Regions from separate parts of the Homo sapiens genome. Here region 1 is linked to region 2. Evidence: chromatin loops called from intact Hi-C (ENCODE). Cell type or tissue: Caco-2. All regions are shown on one strand.

What was found. A loop is a pair of places that touch in the nucleus more often than their neighbours do. Peaks named below come from ENCODE experiments on the same cell type or tissue, not always from the same donor. Only the 100,000 strongest peaks of a DNase experiment are listed, where the experiment ranks them.
Region 1: it touches region 2 in a loop (8-fold over the local background); 45 of 110 quality-filtered maps call a loop at or near these places.

The regions. Positions count from the first base shown.
Region 1 is chr2:177,600,811-177,608,810 of GRCh38, reverse strand. It overlaps IFT70A-AS1 (IFT70A antisense RNA 1), which reads right to left and starts at 5,751. Exons shown (of 3, transcript NR_198966.1): 1 at 5,638-5,751. It overlaps LOC124906098 (a long non-coding RNA gene), which reads left to right and starts at 4,134. Exons shown (of 3, transcript XR_007087317.1): 1 at 4,134-4,413; 2 at 4,905-5,068. In Caco-2, a CTCF peak has its summit at 4,161 (motif pointing right); a DNase peak (open chromatin) is centred at 4,180.
Region 2 is chr2:177,161,088-177,169,087 of GRCh38, reverse strand. It overlaps LOC105373760 (a long non-coding RNA gene), which reads left to right and starts at 3,578. Exons shown (of 6, transcript XR_001739795.1): 1 at 3,578-4,740. RefSeq lists enhancers at 473-767, 1,769-2,287. In Caco-2, CTCF peaks have their summits at 4,329 (motif pointing left) and 7,195 (motif pointing right); DNase peaks (open chromatin) are centred at 547, 3,731 and 4,347; H3K4me3 peaks cover 759 bases.

The DNA of each region.
Region 1 (8,000 bases), 440 kb before region 2:
TGGAAAAAAAAAAAAAAAGGACATAAGAAAAAGTCTCTCTTCATCAAGCATTGTTGATCTGAATCTGGTGCCACCAGTTTGTGACCTTGATGGAGGGTCGTGGTGACTTTGGGTGAAGGTGACTTTGAAGATATCTTAAGAAACAGAAAGAATTTGAGTCCTTGATGATCCTGGAGCCTGACCCACCTCTGAGTCTTCAGTAGAATGGAAATAATATCTTATTGTTTGAACTTGTTTGAGCCATATTTTTCTGCTTCTTGTCTCTAAAAGCACCCAGAAAACACCATTGAAAAAGATTTTCTCTTTGACAGAACTCTACTCAGGCTCCCCTGAACTTTTCAAGTAGGCCTTGACTTTTGGACTTCCGTATTTGTCCCTACACTGTCCAGTTTTTTTTTTGTTGTTGTTGTTTTGTTTTTTTGAGACGGAGTCTCGGTCACCCAGGCTGGAGTGCAGTGGCGTGATCTCGGCTCACTGCAAGCCCCGCTTCCCAGATTCATGCCATTCTCCTGCCTCAGCCTCCTGAGTAGCTGGGACTACAGGTGCCCACCACCACACCCGGCTAATTTTTTGTATTTTTAGTAGAGACGGGGTTTCACCGTGTTAGCCAGGATGGTCTCAATCTCCTGACCTCATGATCCACCTGCCTCAGCCTCCCAAACTGCTGGGATTACAGGCGTGAGCCACCGTGCCCGGCCTGCACTGTCCAATTTTAACAAGAATCCTTGGCTTAGTAGACTCCCTCTTCCTTCATATCTGATTACCCTCCAGATGTTACTGGGTCTCTTATTCTCCACCATTCCTCAGGTATGTCTGATCACCCCAGCCTGCTTTCAGCAAGAATCCTATTATGTCAGTCTGGCCAGAATCCCCACTTAGCCCTAATGTCTGCTCTTAGTACTTTTCCATCCATTGATCCCCACCCTGCTCCTTGGCTATAAATTCCCACTTGCCCATGCTATATGTGGAGTTAAGCCCAATCACTCTTCCCTACCGCAAAATCGCATTGCAGTGGTCCTGTATACCTATGGAGGTAGTTCCCACATACACACCTTAAATAAAGGATGCCTCATCATCTAAAGTGTCATTGAATTTCTTTTGGCATCACATATACGCCATACATTTTGACTATTGTTCATAGGGTGATGAATCTTTATGCGTATTCCCAAACACTCTGGGAGTATGTCTTCCTTGAGACCCAGCGTCACTCCTCAAGTTCAGGTGAGTAGGACAAAATTAACTGACCTTTGTAAAGATGTTACCCAAAACCTTGACTTCATTAGCATTAACTGCTCATCAAGTCTTTTGAAATTGCAACAGCTACTCATAAAATTGGATATGAATTCACTGGAAGAGCATTCACTTATGTAGAGTTAAATAGAGAGTTAAATTGTTCCACCCAAAGAACTAAGTCTAAACCTTGCTTACTGCTTCTTGGCAAAAACACAAGGTAAATACCAATGCATACAGCAAGTCACAGAAAACATATTCCCCAGTTTTAGAATTTCCTCCACATTCACAAAGGTGATTTCAGTAAAATCTCAGTAACGATGAAAGAATGAAAACAACAGCAGGATTTAGCGTTGAAGTGAGACAACCTAATCTATTCTCTGGTGAGAAATGCTAATCTATGTACAGCACTATTGCAGTCTTGGCCCTTTCCAGCTATAAATCTGGTTAAGGGAAAAGCTTCATAAAAAGTAAATACTTTAGGTCTTCCTGATAATCCCCCTCAGCATTGCATTCCACTTATCAGGCCCAACTTAATTCTGAGTTGTTGGCTTATTTCGGTTCTCTAAAAGAAGGACGCTAGAAATTAAAATTCAAACCGGATGGTCCACATCACATCAGGGGATTGGGACAGTTGATTTACTCCTATAATCTCTTTAAACATCTACCAGGAGAGGTTCTAAGGCAGAATTTATTGCCTCCTCCTGCCATCTTTGGGCCTACAAAAAACGAAGCAAAATCCTTCTATGAAATCTGAAACTCCAGTCACTGATTTCCTGGCTGATGTCATTTCCAAAGCACGATGTAGCCCTGTGATAGTCACAGCGGTAATCTGCCTCTCTATGGGGTTTCCATCTGTTTGCCATCAGAAAGAACCTCTTTGGGAAGCCACGGTAAATGCAGAGAACCCATTCCTCCACATGGGTCCCAGAGTCTTGTATTAGCTTTTCAGTCTTCAGGATCAGCTGCTGTTAGAATTGAATATGCTTAAATTTCTGCTGTAACTTTCATTTTCATCCATGTTTGGTTTATCATGGGCTACTTGGTAAAAATCTTCCATATGATTCTGAAACTCTTATGCAAATGTTACCAAAATGAAAATTTAGCCGCTGCAGTTCTTTCCTTTGGGAGAAGAGTTTTCTATATAACTTTAGGTAATGCACTTCTTAATATAAAATGGATTGTACTTGAAGCAAATCTTTCTGAGCTCTTTAGGTCCAAAGTTGCTTAAAAGTGTAATATTTTGTGTTGAAAGGCTGTTTATTCACTTCTTTTTAAAATTAAAATTTAAATTTTACAGATGGGGTCTCACTATGTTGTTCAGGCTGGTCTTGAATTCCTGGCCTCAAGTGAGGCTCCCATCTTGACCTCTCTAAGTGCTGAAATTACAAGCATGTGCCACCATGCCTAACCTAGGTTATTTACTTCTTATTAAGTGTTAACAGAGATGATATAATAGGTTAGAGCCAAGAAAACAGATTACAATGACAAGACGTTTCAAAAGTGATCTTTTGTGGGTCAGCTTCAATACAGATAATTCACTGTAAATAATTGGGGGTTCACAGCAGTATCAAGTTATAACTAACTGGGAATTGTATTGATCCAGCCATAAATGCATAATGGTCGCTTTTTTTACTGAAGAAACAGAGCATGAATTAATTCCACAGGAATGTTTAATAAAGGAAACGATTTCATGAAGATCAGCCTTTTTCTCATCTCCATTCTTCCCTGCAAGTACTTCAGCCTTCACAGTGCCCAAACAAAAACAGACTCTATTCTGTTCCTCAAGGAATAATTTATTAAACATGTTTTTGTACATTGGTCTTTCTGTGTTTATGTGCCATTTCCTCAGAGAAGGCTGACTATGAGGATGAAATAGAAATAACATCACTGTTCAATATTCTTCAAGCCCCAATTCCTAGGAGATGACAAGGATGCAAAGGTCTTTTTATTCATCCTGTCAAATGCCAGTTTGTTTCAATGTGGTTTCCCTGAGTTCAGTGTCAAATGAGGCACAGTCCCCAGTGGGCAGTAGAGAAAGACGTTTTCCTCACCACACTGGAGAAAAGAAATATGAATACTAAACCAAATGACTGTCAAAGGATGGAAAAGAGATGAAGAAAGGCCTCAAGGAAGAGGATAAGGCAGAAGGGCAAGACCAGATGAAGAAAGGCAATCAACAACTTGCCTTTAAAGGAATGATGAAATTATGACTACCGTATTTACATGACTTAAACATGAGGTGCTACCTCAGTGTTTTGTAAAGCATGTTACACGCATGCAATAATTAATGGAGAAGAATTTGGCACACAGATGAACATTTTTCAAGAGCCATGTATTTATTTTATCGTGTGTATGGTTTATGTACCCATTCACACACATACGCAAACACATATATACCTAACACATCAAACCTGAAATTTCATGGATTCTATTGCTTAGGATGAAGCTAAAATAAAAATGGTTTTATTGAAGGAAAAATATTAAATAATACACATAGTACTAGGCTATGGCAAGAAGCATGACAGTGATAGTTGAATGACTGAAGTTTAAGAAATCTTGGTAAAGGCAAATGAAAGAGTTTCATGAGAGAGTGTGGGGAGAATCCTACTCTCCGCTGATCAAAAGTGTGATTTTTATTTACATTGATTCACTATTTTCAAAAAGCTAGCTTTATATTTTTAGTCAGATATTTTCACCACCTATGGTGAAAATTTCCTTGGGAGAATGCTGCCTAACAAATGTATTGGAAAACAACTGTAAACTTTCTAGAGCTGTATTTGCTTGTCTGAAGAGTTGAAACTTTATAAACTATGTTTTTTGTTGTTGTTTTCACATTTCCTTACCACTCTAATCTGTTCTGATATTAGGATTTTTCCCCCATTTCTCACAAACCTAACAAGTTCTGACTTTTTGGTGGATGACAAATCCTACCAGTAGAGGGGGCCTTATTCTGCTTGGAAAGTCCTCTAAGCTCAAGGATCTTTGCAGGAAACAGGATCACCCCTCCATTTGTTTGCTGACCACCACCTCCTTTTACTCTGACTTAGTCATTTTACAGTGTCAGCACCAGCCTGTGGATCTGTCTGACAGCGGATGTATTGTCACAGTGCAGTCTGAGATCCAGCCTTCAGCTTTTGTAAGAATCCAGTTAGCCACTGCACAAAACATCTTGTTAAAATCGTGAGTGTTCTGATCATTACCACATTTTTCATTATGTGTGTGGTAATCCTGGGCTGACTAGGCTGGGATCCAATTGTGTTCATTTTGAGTTGGATTCAAAGTTTTAGAGTTGGAAAGATTTTTGAAAGCATCTGTTCCAACTCTCTCATTCCACAAAGTATAGACACTCAAAGAACTTATGTCCCACAGAAACTTACTAGTGTGGAAATAGGATTATTCAGCTTATGTGAAAAAGTCCTTCACAGCCCACTTTAGTCCTGACTGCATCTAGGGGCTGTGCAACTTTGGGCAGGTCATTTAACCTCTGAGACTCCGTTTTCTTTTCTATAAAATAGGTAACCATTAAAATCACTTCAGTTCTATTCTATTGGGATCACTGCCACTAAGCATTTAGAGGCAGATGGAGTGCTAAGGTTGTAGAATTATGAATGATTTGTCTTTTACTGAAAAAAGTTTATAACTGTTGCATAATCTTTATCTTCTATTTGCAGGCAATTCTAAGGCCTCTTCTTGGCTTTATTGTTCCTTTCTGTTCTTTAAATTTGTAAATGATTTTTAACTTTATGAGCATAGAAGGCATTAAAATTCGACTATACCGGAACAAAAATTTATAATTCCAGCATGAATGCAACGATCAAAACGTTAATCCAGGACGGTAAGAGAATGTGGAAAAGTGAAAACAGTTGGCATATTAAGGTTGTAACAGTGTGAATGATTTGTCTTTTTTTAAAAAAAAGTTTATAATTGCAAAATAAACATAATTCAGAAGGATGAAAAAGTCCATGTAAAAAGCAATGCAGAGGTGAAGGATCCGCAGTCAGCCAGAGATTTTAGGGGGTGAAGCCAGAGCAATCAGCAGACCCGTGAGCGCCAGCACTTCCCACCAGACCCCACTCCTGGTGTGTGCCTCAGCCTTGCAATAAAGCTTCCCCTTCTTCAGGATATTGAATTGGGGTTCAGAGAAAGCCAGACATCATGTAATCAGTTTGAAATTACAGCGTATATCTAATAAAAGCCCACAAAACTTGCCAAAAAATTTTTTTTCCCTGAATCTCTTAAAGAGCAATGTGTTTGCTAAGAAAGGGGGACATGGGAAAGAAATCATGTATAAGAGAAACCTTTTCACAGAACCAACACAACTTCAGACCCGACACACATACTGGCAGATAGCTTAAAATAGGAACCCCGTCACCTTAGAAGGAGACAGAGAATCACAGTCTTCACCTTAGAGTGAGGAGAGCCCTGTTCAGCCTGGATCCCAGGAAGGTCCACTCCATCTCTTTTCCTTCTGTTGACATAGCTGCTCTGTGGAGAGGACAAAGGTCTTTCCTGCTAAGTAAAATCAATGCATTAGAGTGTTTTGATGATATACATTTGGATTGATTCTATTGGAGACACAGGGCTCACTTCATTGGATGTGGGTTCTGTGCAGTCACACAAAGCTTTACACATAGGAGGATCCTCTTCGTGCTTGGTTTAATCTCTGCTGTCACTGTTTTGAAATTCTTAATAATTTGTGAACAAGGGACCTCACATTTACATTTTGCACTGGGCTTTGAAAACTATGTAGCTGGTCTTGGCTGGGCGTTTTTTATGAGGCTGTTCACATTGTTACATAGATTTCTTACATTACTGCTCTATGGTTAACCCTTTCAACATACTTAGCCTGTTGGCCTGCTGTGGGCAACATGTGGCTTGCTGTGAGTTGGGTCTGTGTCTTCCCATGTGTTCTGTAGTGCAGAGTGTGGGTCCCTTCCATGCAGATTAGTCCTTTCACCTCTTGTAAGCTCCAGGTCAGCGCCTGTGTCTTGCACAGACAATCCAGCAGGTTCTTTGTCTCTTCCCCAAATGTCCAGAGCTTCATACTCTTTTTACCACGGGTGCTCTAAGAACACACCACCCTTTTAGAATCAACATTAAAGGTAGTTGAGTTCTTCTGAAAACTTTGCCTGGGTAAAACATTAGTGTAAATCTGTGCTACTTTGAGCATGCCACATTTACCCTCATAGGCCTTGTATGTGGCAAACGACGAAGAGACCTTCAGTGTTGTACTTCCTCTTGCTCAAACATCTGTTGATTTTTAACATTTGATTTTCTGCAGGTCAGGGTCTGCTTTAAGATTTGAAAGTGGCTCCTTTGAATGCGTAAAATACAATTTAACTACAGCTCTGTAGCATTTCTAGAGCCAAAACCCCATGGGCGACACAGCAAGAACTGGCAACCTCCCTACTCTAGCCCCATACACAAAAGGCCCGGAGGAGGATCAGAATGGCCCTTGGGTAACATAGCTCCTTTAATATTCTAGCAATAATTTTCTTCTCCCCTGCTCTCCTCCCAGAGCAGAACAGGAAAGAAACCAAACACTGTCCTATACAAAAATGGGGCCTAATGCCCCAAGGGGGGAAAGGAGGAGAGAGAGAAGAGGAAAGGTACCTTGCAAATTTGGGAAATACTTCTCAATATCAATGTAAACGCTATCATCCCAGAGCCTGGCACAGTGGCTCACGCCTGTAATCTCAGCACTTTGGGAGGCCGAGGTGGGCGGATCACTTGAGGCCAGGAGTTCAAGACCAGCCTGGCCAACATGGTGAAACCCTGTCTCTACTAAAAATACAAAAATTAGTCAGGAGTGGTAGTGGGTGCCTGTAATCCCAGCTACCCAGGAGGCTGAGGCAAAGGAGAATCACTTGAACCTGGGATGCAGAGTTTGCAGTGAGCCGAGATTGTGACCCTGCACTCCAGCCTGGGCGACAGAGCGACACTCTGTCTCAAAATAAATAAATAAGTAATAAACTATATTTTTCCTGAAAATGAATGTGGCCATTGGATGAGACTGGCAGACACAGCATAAGAGGTGAAGGGATGAGCACGCCTATAGCTCACCCTGGTAGAAATATTGAAAAATAAATCTGACCAGTAGACTTCAGACCCACCCTTCTCCATGCAACAAGAAATGCCCCCCGCCCCCCGACCACCACACACCTTATTGTTTCGTGAGGTTTAAATAGGAACAGCCATCACTAACCATTTGGTCGAAGTCCTGGATGGCTTCTGCAGACCAAATGACTAGGGGTGTTTGGGAGTGGAGTTTTCCTGAAAGGAATGGGTGTGCACCTGAAGGCTGATGGGCTAGTTGTGACCTAGGTTGGGAGTAGGAATCCACAAAGGGTCTTTTTCCTGTGAGCAGGCTTATATCTTTAAAGTGCATCCCGTTTGACATTCAGGGCAAAGTCCTAATTAGCAGGGTCGTGACTTTTCCTCTGCTATATAGGTTTTTCCAAACCACATGACCTTGGATGAACTGAAGGGGCAGAGTGTCAATCTTTGGTCCAGGGGAGGGACATCACCTTATCAAGTGGACCTGGACTCAGAGAGGTCAAGACAGAAAGTAGAATGAGGCTGTCTCCTTTCTCAGTCAGTGAGAGTTAGCTGCCCTTTGAAAAAGGAAAGGGCTGAGACTGGACATTCAGGTAACTGAAAGAAGCTGGGCTCCTATTGTGGCCTAGCAGGGGCCCTGCACTTCTTGTGTTCACCTTCAAAAGGAATTCTTTGGAAGGGGCATTCTGGAGCAAATCACCACCCAGTTT
Region 2 (8,000 bases):
CTTCCTGCTTCCTGCTGCTTAAAGCTTGAGTGCTGTAACCATGAAGCATGAGCATGCCAAGCACAGCTGAACAGCAAGACAGAGGACCTTGGGTCCCTCAAACCATGAATCACTGTATCAGTCCTAGCCCCACCACTCAGACTTTTGTGTGAGAAAGAAATTTAACCCGTGACTCAAAACAACAAGTTTATTCTATTTTTTTTTTTGAGATGGAGTCTCACTCTGCTGCCCAGGCTGGAGTGCAGTAGTGTGATCTCAGCTCACTGCAACCTCCTCCAAGTGATTCTCCTGCCTCAGCCTCCTGAGTAGCTGGGATTACAGGCACGCGCCACCACACCTGGCTAATTTTTGTATATTTAGTAGAGATGGGGTTTCATCATGTTGGTTAGGCCGGTCTCGAACTCCTGACCTTGTGATCTGCCTGCCTTGGACTCCCAAAGTGCTGGGATTACAGGCGTGAGCCACCATGCCCAGCGCAAGTTTATTCTTGATCACACCACATGTCCATTGCTGGTCAGCAGGGGGACTCTGCTCATTGTGGGTACTCAGAAAGCCAGGCTGACAGTGTCCATGTCAACCAATGCTTCCACCATTGCTGACAAAGACAAAAGGAATGTAGTGAATTGTATACTGATAAGGCTTGGAACTGAAAATAACACATGCCATTTTGCTGACTAATGCAAGTCACATACCATATCTAACTTCAAAAAGGTAGGCAAGTAGTCTATTTGCCCTAAAAGCAGGAGAACCAGAATGTGTGGATAATCCCAATAATGACTATAATTTCTATCTTACCTAAGCCACTGTTATTTTGGGTTTTCAGCCAATTGCATCTGCACTGAATCCTAATTAAGAGAGGAATGATCACATCAATGCTGTGATAACTATGTCCTGTGAGGAAGGCTGTCACTGGGTGTACACCTTATACTCGGAAGGATTTGCAGGGGTCACTCCCTGTGGCTTTTCTGAGAAAGAAGAAGCCACATCTTTCTTAAGATCCTCAGTCATCCTTCAGTCATTGACATCTACTACACTGCAGGCAAATCACTAAGAATTCCTATTCCTAAAGTTCAGGCTACCACCTCTAGCTCCTTCTAAGTCTACGAAATATTCCCTATTCTTTTGAAAACACAACTCTAGTCTTTTTCTATTCTGCTTTGTTCCGGCATTCAAATCTTAGTCCTTGAGATCTGTCATCTTTCCCAGAGGCTCTAAATATGTCCTTACCTCCTTCAATTTGGCAAATATCTTCACTCGACCCTATGACATTTTCCAAATCTATAGACAAATGAGTCGTTCTATACCTATTGTCTTTTTGTTTTCCTTTTCTGAAACCCCTGTGATGAGGCTTCTGTTTGTACCATTCTACTTAAACTGTCTAAAAAGCCATTAATGGCTTTTATCAAGAAGCGTTTGTCTAAAACTCTGGAATTTCCTGGAAACATGCTTTCGTATATTTCATATAGTGGGATGGATAACAGCAGATAAAAACAGTCATAGGTTTAGTAAAACATAGTAGAGCCCTTTCTGCATTTGGGTAGTATGGGAATGCCTTCTGATCTGCTACAGGTAAAATCATATGTCTGTCTGCTCCTGCCCTAAAACACAGGAGCCATCTGCAGTACAAGGCTGACATATTTATTTATTTTGCAACACACACATTCGATCTTTTTTTTTTTTTTTTTTTTTTTTGAGACGGAGTCTCGCTCTGTGGCCCAGGCTGGAGTGCAGTGGCGCCATCTCGGCTCACTGCAAGCTCCGCCTCCCGGGTTCACGCCGTTCTCCTGCCTCAGCCTCCGGAGTAGCTGGGACTACAGGCGCCCGCCACCACGCCGGGCTAATTTTTTTGTATTTTTAGTAGAGACGGGGTTTCACTGTGTTAGCCAGGATGGTCTCGATCTCCTGACCTCGTGATCCGCCCGCCTGTGCCTCCCAAAGTGCTGGGATTACAGGCATGAGCCACTGCGCCCGGCCACATTCGATCTTTAATCCAGTGTTTTAGTGGGTGTAGGTGTGACTTAGAAGCAGGCACAGTTCATTAAAAAACAAAAAACACCAAAACCTTTTACAGGTTATTCTCACAGATAAAAATTCTATAGGCTACCAACAGAGGAAGTCTTTATTGTTCCTGGGCGCTAGACCATACACAGAAGGACCATACTTGCTCTTTGCAGTCTCATTCAGAAGCAGGAAAAAGGGGCTGTATTGGATTTGAATATGAAGGACAAAAGAAGCTCTGGAAACACCAAGTAATAGTCTATGTTACAGGTTTAACACACCCATTTAATCTCATTGGAAAAAATAATGAAACTGGTGAAAAGCATTTATGGAACTGGAGGAGAGCATATTTTGCTGGTTTTACTTTTATGTTTGAAGTTTTGGGTATAGCTATGCCCATAAATACTGAAATGCCTAGCATAAAGAACGCAGCCTGGGGCATACCCCATAAAACGTACAGTGCAATTAAATGAGCAATTTCCACTGGAAATAAAACGGGCATGTTGAGTGGAATATGAATTAAACTGCATATGACTCAGGCCTGCACTAGGCTTTAGAGAGAGATCTGCTGGTTTCAGTAGCACCTGATGCCGTCCATCTAAAGGTCAAGGCCAGTAAGTAACAAAAGAAAACTGTAGTTAGCATGAAGATTAGGGCATACCAAATTGTGGTTAATGTAGTTTCCCTGTCATGATGTCTCCTGAAAGGGACCAGCAAAATTACGACTGATAACAAAGGATTAAACCTGACCTTTCTTTACAATGCAGACACATTGAGCTTCTGCGTCATTTGCTATGCAGCATTTTTGACTTCCTCAAACTTCATTTTCACTTTCTGAATGTTCTCTCCCAGACCAAAGTCACCCAGGTGCCATAATAAAAGAATTTCTAAGGGAGATTTCAACTAGAAAACCAAAAGGCCATCAAAACAAACATTGATTTGCATTCCAGATCACTTTCTGCTCTTGTTCATTTCTGGGATCTTATTTGGAGATTAAAGGGTAATGATTCACTGATATCCTGTGGGAAAACCAGTTCAGGAGCAGCCTTTGACAAACCACATGTAGAAATCTGGCTGATACAGGGAGAAAACAAGTTTCAATCTTATTTTTAGTGTAGGGTAAAGGAAGTCCACCCAAGATAAAGCTTAGCATTCTTTCTTTGAGGAATTAGGGTAAGGGTGAAGAAAAGAAAGCTTGATATTTTTCTGCCTATGAAAGCCAGAAGAAGGCTCAGAGAAGCCCGTTCCTTCTTTTCCTCTTTTTCCAAGTGCCAGACCTCCGCAGCTCCCAGAGGAAATGAGGGCATGGGGTGGGTAATAGGGCATGTGATTTGAATGAGTATTCCCAGCCATTTAATATATTCACAAGTCAAACTATAAAGTATTTCTTTAAAAAAATTATAGTATTTCACTGAAGTTTGAATGTACTTTCTCTTGCCAAAATAATCAGAGTCTTTCATTTTTCTAATGATAAAAATGTGCTACATGTGTAGGAAAATTTCCCAAATGAAAAATAACATTTTCTATGGCAGCACATACAGTGCTTGAATTTTTCACCTTAGATTTTATTCTAGCCAGACCTAAACTCTGTCTTACTTGCATAATGATAATTCATGTCGTCAAACCAAACGCACTGTTTGCTGCTCGTTTGTCCAGGAGCCATCTTTTCCTAAAGTGAGCAATATTACGTGCATTTTGTCTGGCTGGCCGAGGGCTCCTCCCTACAGCTTCTGCAGCCATGGAAGAGTCTGGAAGGACAGTGTTCGCTTGTACAAGAAGAGGGAAGGATAGGATGAGAAAAGCAAAATCTTGGAGAGTCTGTGGTCGGAAGAAGAAAGCTGAAGCTGGTTAGGAGGAAGGAGTGTGTGAGTGAATTAGGAGCTGAAGCAGTAAAGTAGCTTTCCCTGTGACCCTGATGTGTCGGGCATTTCTGTCTTAGACTAAAAGCATAATAAAAAAGGCACTTTGTTTAGGTTAACAGAGCATTATATAACTGGAAAGTTTTACAGTTTTATATATATAGTGAATAGTTTGTAGAGGATAAAAAGACTTCCCTTTGGTTTATTATTTGGGTAAAATAAAAACCCACGAATCATTTAAGGATGCATTTCTTTTTCTTTTTTCTGCCTTTTTTTTTTTAAGACAAAAGCTTGAAGGCATAAAATGGAGTTATTTTCATCGGGATATCACCCTCGATGCTGCTGCTTTACTACATGTTCATAGTCAAAATTATTTCATGTTTCCCTTGAATAACTACGATCAGTTTGAAAACAGCTTTGTTAATTAGTAAGAGATGACGCAATATATCACTGCATCTTTAGGGCTCTGGCGCCAGCTAGTGGTAGGAGAGGGGAGCCGCCCTGTCGCTCTCAAATCTGGGAAGGCGTCGGTCTTCTCGCGTCCCCTTATCCCTCATCCTCCTCATTTTTTTTTTCCATCAGCATAATGGGGGAATCATTGCAGTGTGGCCAGAGAGGAGCAGACGAGATTATAGATGAAAGTAGAGAAAAACGGTGGGCAGGGGCAGGGAGAGGAAAGGCCAGACAAATGCAATCATTTCTCCAAAGGATTTGAGAAGAGATCATTTATTTGAAATATTCCTGCCATGTTGATGGAGCAGCTCAATCTTTTGCCAGTGAATCTTTAGCGTTTTGTTTTTCATTTGTAGATATGGTTGAACATATACTTAGGACACGTAATAACTATGGAACTTCATCACAAACACAGCACTGAGGACATGTTGTAAGTGTAAATTTGTGTTCATTTTTAAGTAGCAAATATTTCTACTGTGAAGAGGCTCTGTTACCTCCTCACACGTATGACTCTGAGATGAATAACTCTCAAATGGTTAATAAAGGAGAAACCTCTTAAGATGGTATTTGTAGATGGTACACTATGAAAAAAATACAAAATTTCCAGGCAAAAGAGACTTTATTTGGGAGGTATGAAGTAGATGTAGGTTTGGAGCCCTATCTATTCTCAAATAGAAATAGGCTGTGATGATTTGCAGGAAAACAGAAAACATACAGTATTTATTTTAAGAACAAAGAATCTTTGGCAGGCCATCTTTCTCATTTAATTAAGCCATAACTGATCTTACTAGGGTTATGGAGGGACTTCAAATGCTAATAAATAAAACCTGAAGCTGAGACATTTCTTTCACTAAACAGCTGGAGCTGTTTATAACTCTATTACTTATTGCTAAAATCAATTATTATTACTAATATTCCCGGTGGAATTTATTATGAAAACAAGCTGAAGGTTATAAAGAAGAACTTTTCTTTTTAAATGTCATTCATATATCTATATTTATGTCAGTTATAGAGAATAAGGATAATCTGAACCAAGACTCTTGTAATAATATTTTTGGAAGGTAGATCTAATTTAAGAGGAGGTTTCAGGAAGGAAGAAATTGTCATAGTCTTACCTCAGTCTAATTTATATTACTATGCTGTTGGAGAAATAACATTTAAAACCTTGTCTATGTGAGACATTAGATAGTAAAATAGCTGGTCATGGTGTTGGTGTGTGAGATTTACATAGACTACTATTTTGAGCATATTTTAAACTTTTGCTAAAGCCTGCATATTTGATATAAGAAATTCACCTAACCTTGTTATCAACCAAGTCAAAATGTTGACATTTCCCCCTTGTTTTTAATCATGTTATAACTTTTCATATGTAATAAGGCCCTGGTTAAAAATCTTAAAAATCTTCAGTTGACCTTGTCTCCTCTATGTCTCTTTTATCTGTCTTTTGATATAGAAGCCGAGCTCATACAATTAAGAGTTTCAAATCAGTACCTGAAAAGGGGTATTGTTACTGTTTTTTTTGTTTTAGAAAAAGCAAATTAACTTTAGTAAGGCTCAATCAATGACAGTGGATTAATTGAAACACGTGAATGCTAGAGTTGAATTGCCATAAAATTTTGAGAATTACAGCAAAATAAAATAATTTATACTCTTAAAACAGCTTTGTAGTATGTAAGTACCTACTTTAAGTGCTGAGTTTGTAATTAGGTCTATCTTTAAAACTGTTTAATGGTTGCCTTAAAATATTTTGATGCCTACTATAATCCTTATATAATTTTCCATATGCTACCAAGTAAATGCTTTGAAATGTCATTCCATCTTAATTTGAAATTTACTCATTAAGATTTTAAGATTTATCTTTTGAATTTAATTTCTTATTACTTTTTGATATTATAGAATTAGAAAGTAACTCTATATGGCAATGAACACATTTGAAGGAAGGAAGGGAAACATACCTGAACATATTTATAATTTTTCTCTTTAGCAATTGCTCTGATGACTTTGAAATAGTGATATCAGCAAATAAGTAGTTCATTTGATTCAAATCCTCCTTTCATTCGAAATAGTGCATAGGATTTTTGCAAAAGAAATAACCATAGGATATCATACGATGTCCCTGAATGTGAAAACATAAAGACAAACTTACAAATAAGGAAACTCACACATTCATTCTGATATTCACATTTGAAAAGACAAGGCATACTAAAATGTGTATATGCGAATAATTAAATATTTGGCCTCCAGATTACATGCTTGTGAAATAGCACAATCTTCCCTCGCAGAGCGATGCTGGAACCCTCGACAGACCCTCTCCTCAGGAGACATTGGCACAGTATGAGGGGGACACATCTGCCGGCAAAGTACTACAGATGGTTCCCCTCATTAGCCTACAGAACTCCAAGCAGCCATCACGGAGGAGGCTTGGGAATCTCACTTGGGCAAGGTGTTAAGCTAGCCTCCTGTTCAATGTCATTACGGTTTCTCCAAAATAATCTCCTTAGTGTGCTCTGTTGGGCTGGGGCCGGTGTACATGTCGCACTTGCAGAGATTGGAGATGGCAGCACCATATCCAGTTTGCCCAAGGGCATTACATGATTTTTAGATTTGGAAAAGTTTCACAGCAAGTCAGACTTGGAAAACTTCTTAATCTAAATGCAGTGGCAGGACAGCCTTCATGCTCCCTGGAAACTCATTAGCTTTTGGAATCCAAGCACTACTCACCTTCATGTTCACGCTTCCTTATTACAATAAATGCGTTGGCACTCCCATTTCTCCTCTTCCCCTCAACCGCTGATTTATTGACCTAGTGGTATTTTAATTTTGTTTTATTTACCCTTTGTTTATGAATCAGCCTTAAAATCAGGGCACCAAGCCCTGGCAACCGGAAATGTTAGTTAAGTTTACCAGTAGAAACAGCAGGGGGAGCCCATACTGTTTTATGGTCTGCGGTTTCTCTGGCTGGATTATTATAATAATAATTATTATAGTCGTTGTTTTACGTTTATAACATAGATACTTACAATCTGTGTACATGTATAACATACATGTTTAGAACATGGGCAATCACCATGTGCTAGACTGTTGTAGTTTTAAGTCACAGAGGGTCAATTTTTATTCTTTAATTATATGAAATGATCAGGATACCACTAACAATAATTGAGAAGACAAGAACTTGGCAGTAAGAGTTCTTTTCCCTGTTTTTTGAACTAGAGAGAAATCCTGTTTCACATTTCATTATTTCTCAAAAAATAAAATAAGCTAAAATCCCTGTGTAATCTCTGCAGCTGTTTTCTGGCATTTCCAGCGGCAGCTTTTTGTTTTCTGAAGTAAAGAGATGTTAAAATGTACCATCTGATATGTTTTTAAGATTGTGATAGTGAGGAGAGGTTCTACTGCAATCACTGGGTATTCTAATATGAGCCAGACTTAGTTTTCCATTTTAAAGCTAATAAAACGCAGAAGCCCAGTGGCCTTTAATATTGGTTTCTTATGCTTGATGAGATCCTTGGGTCAGTAGGTTTTCAGTAACGTAAAATAATTCAGACAATCTCAATTACATTTTGCTCCCTAAATAAACCATGGTAACATCTCTGAGCATACATTTTATATATTTTGTATTGTAAAAATACAAAAATTAGCCAGGCATGGTGGCAGACGCCTGTAGTTCCAGCTACTTGGGAGGCTGAGACA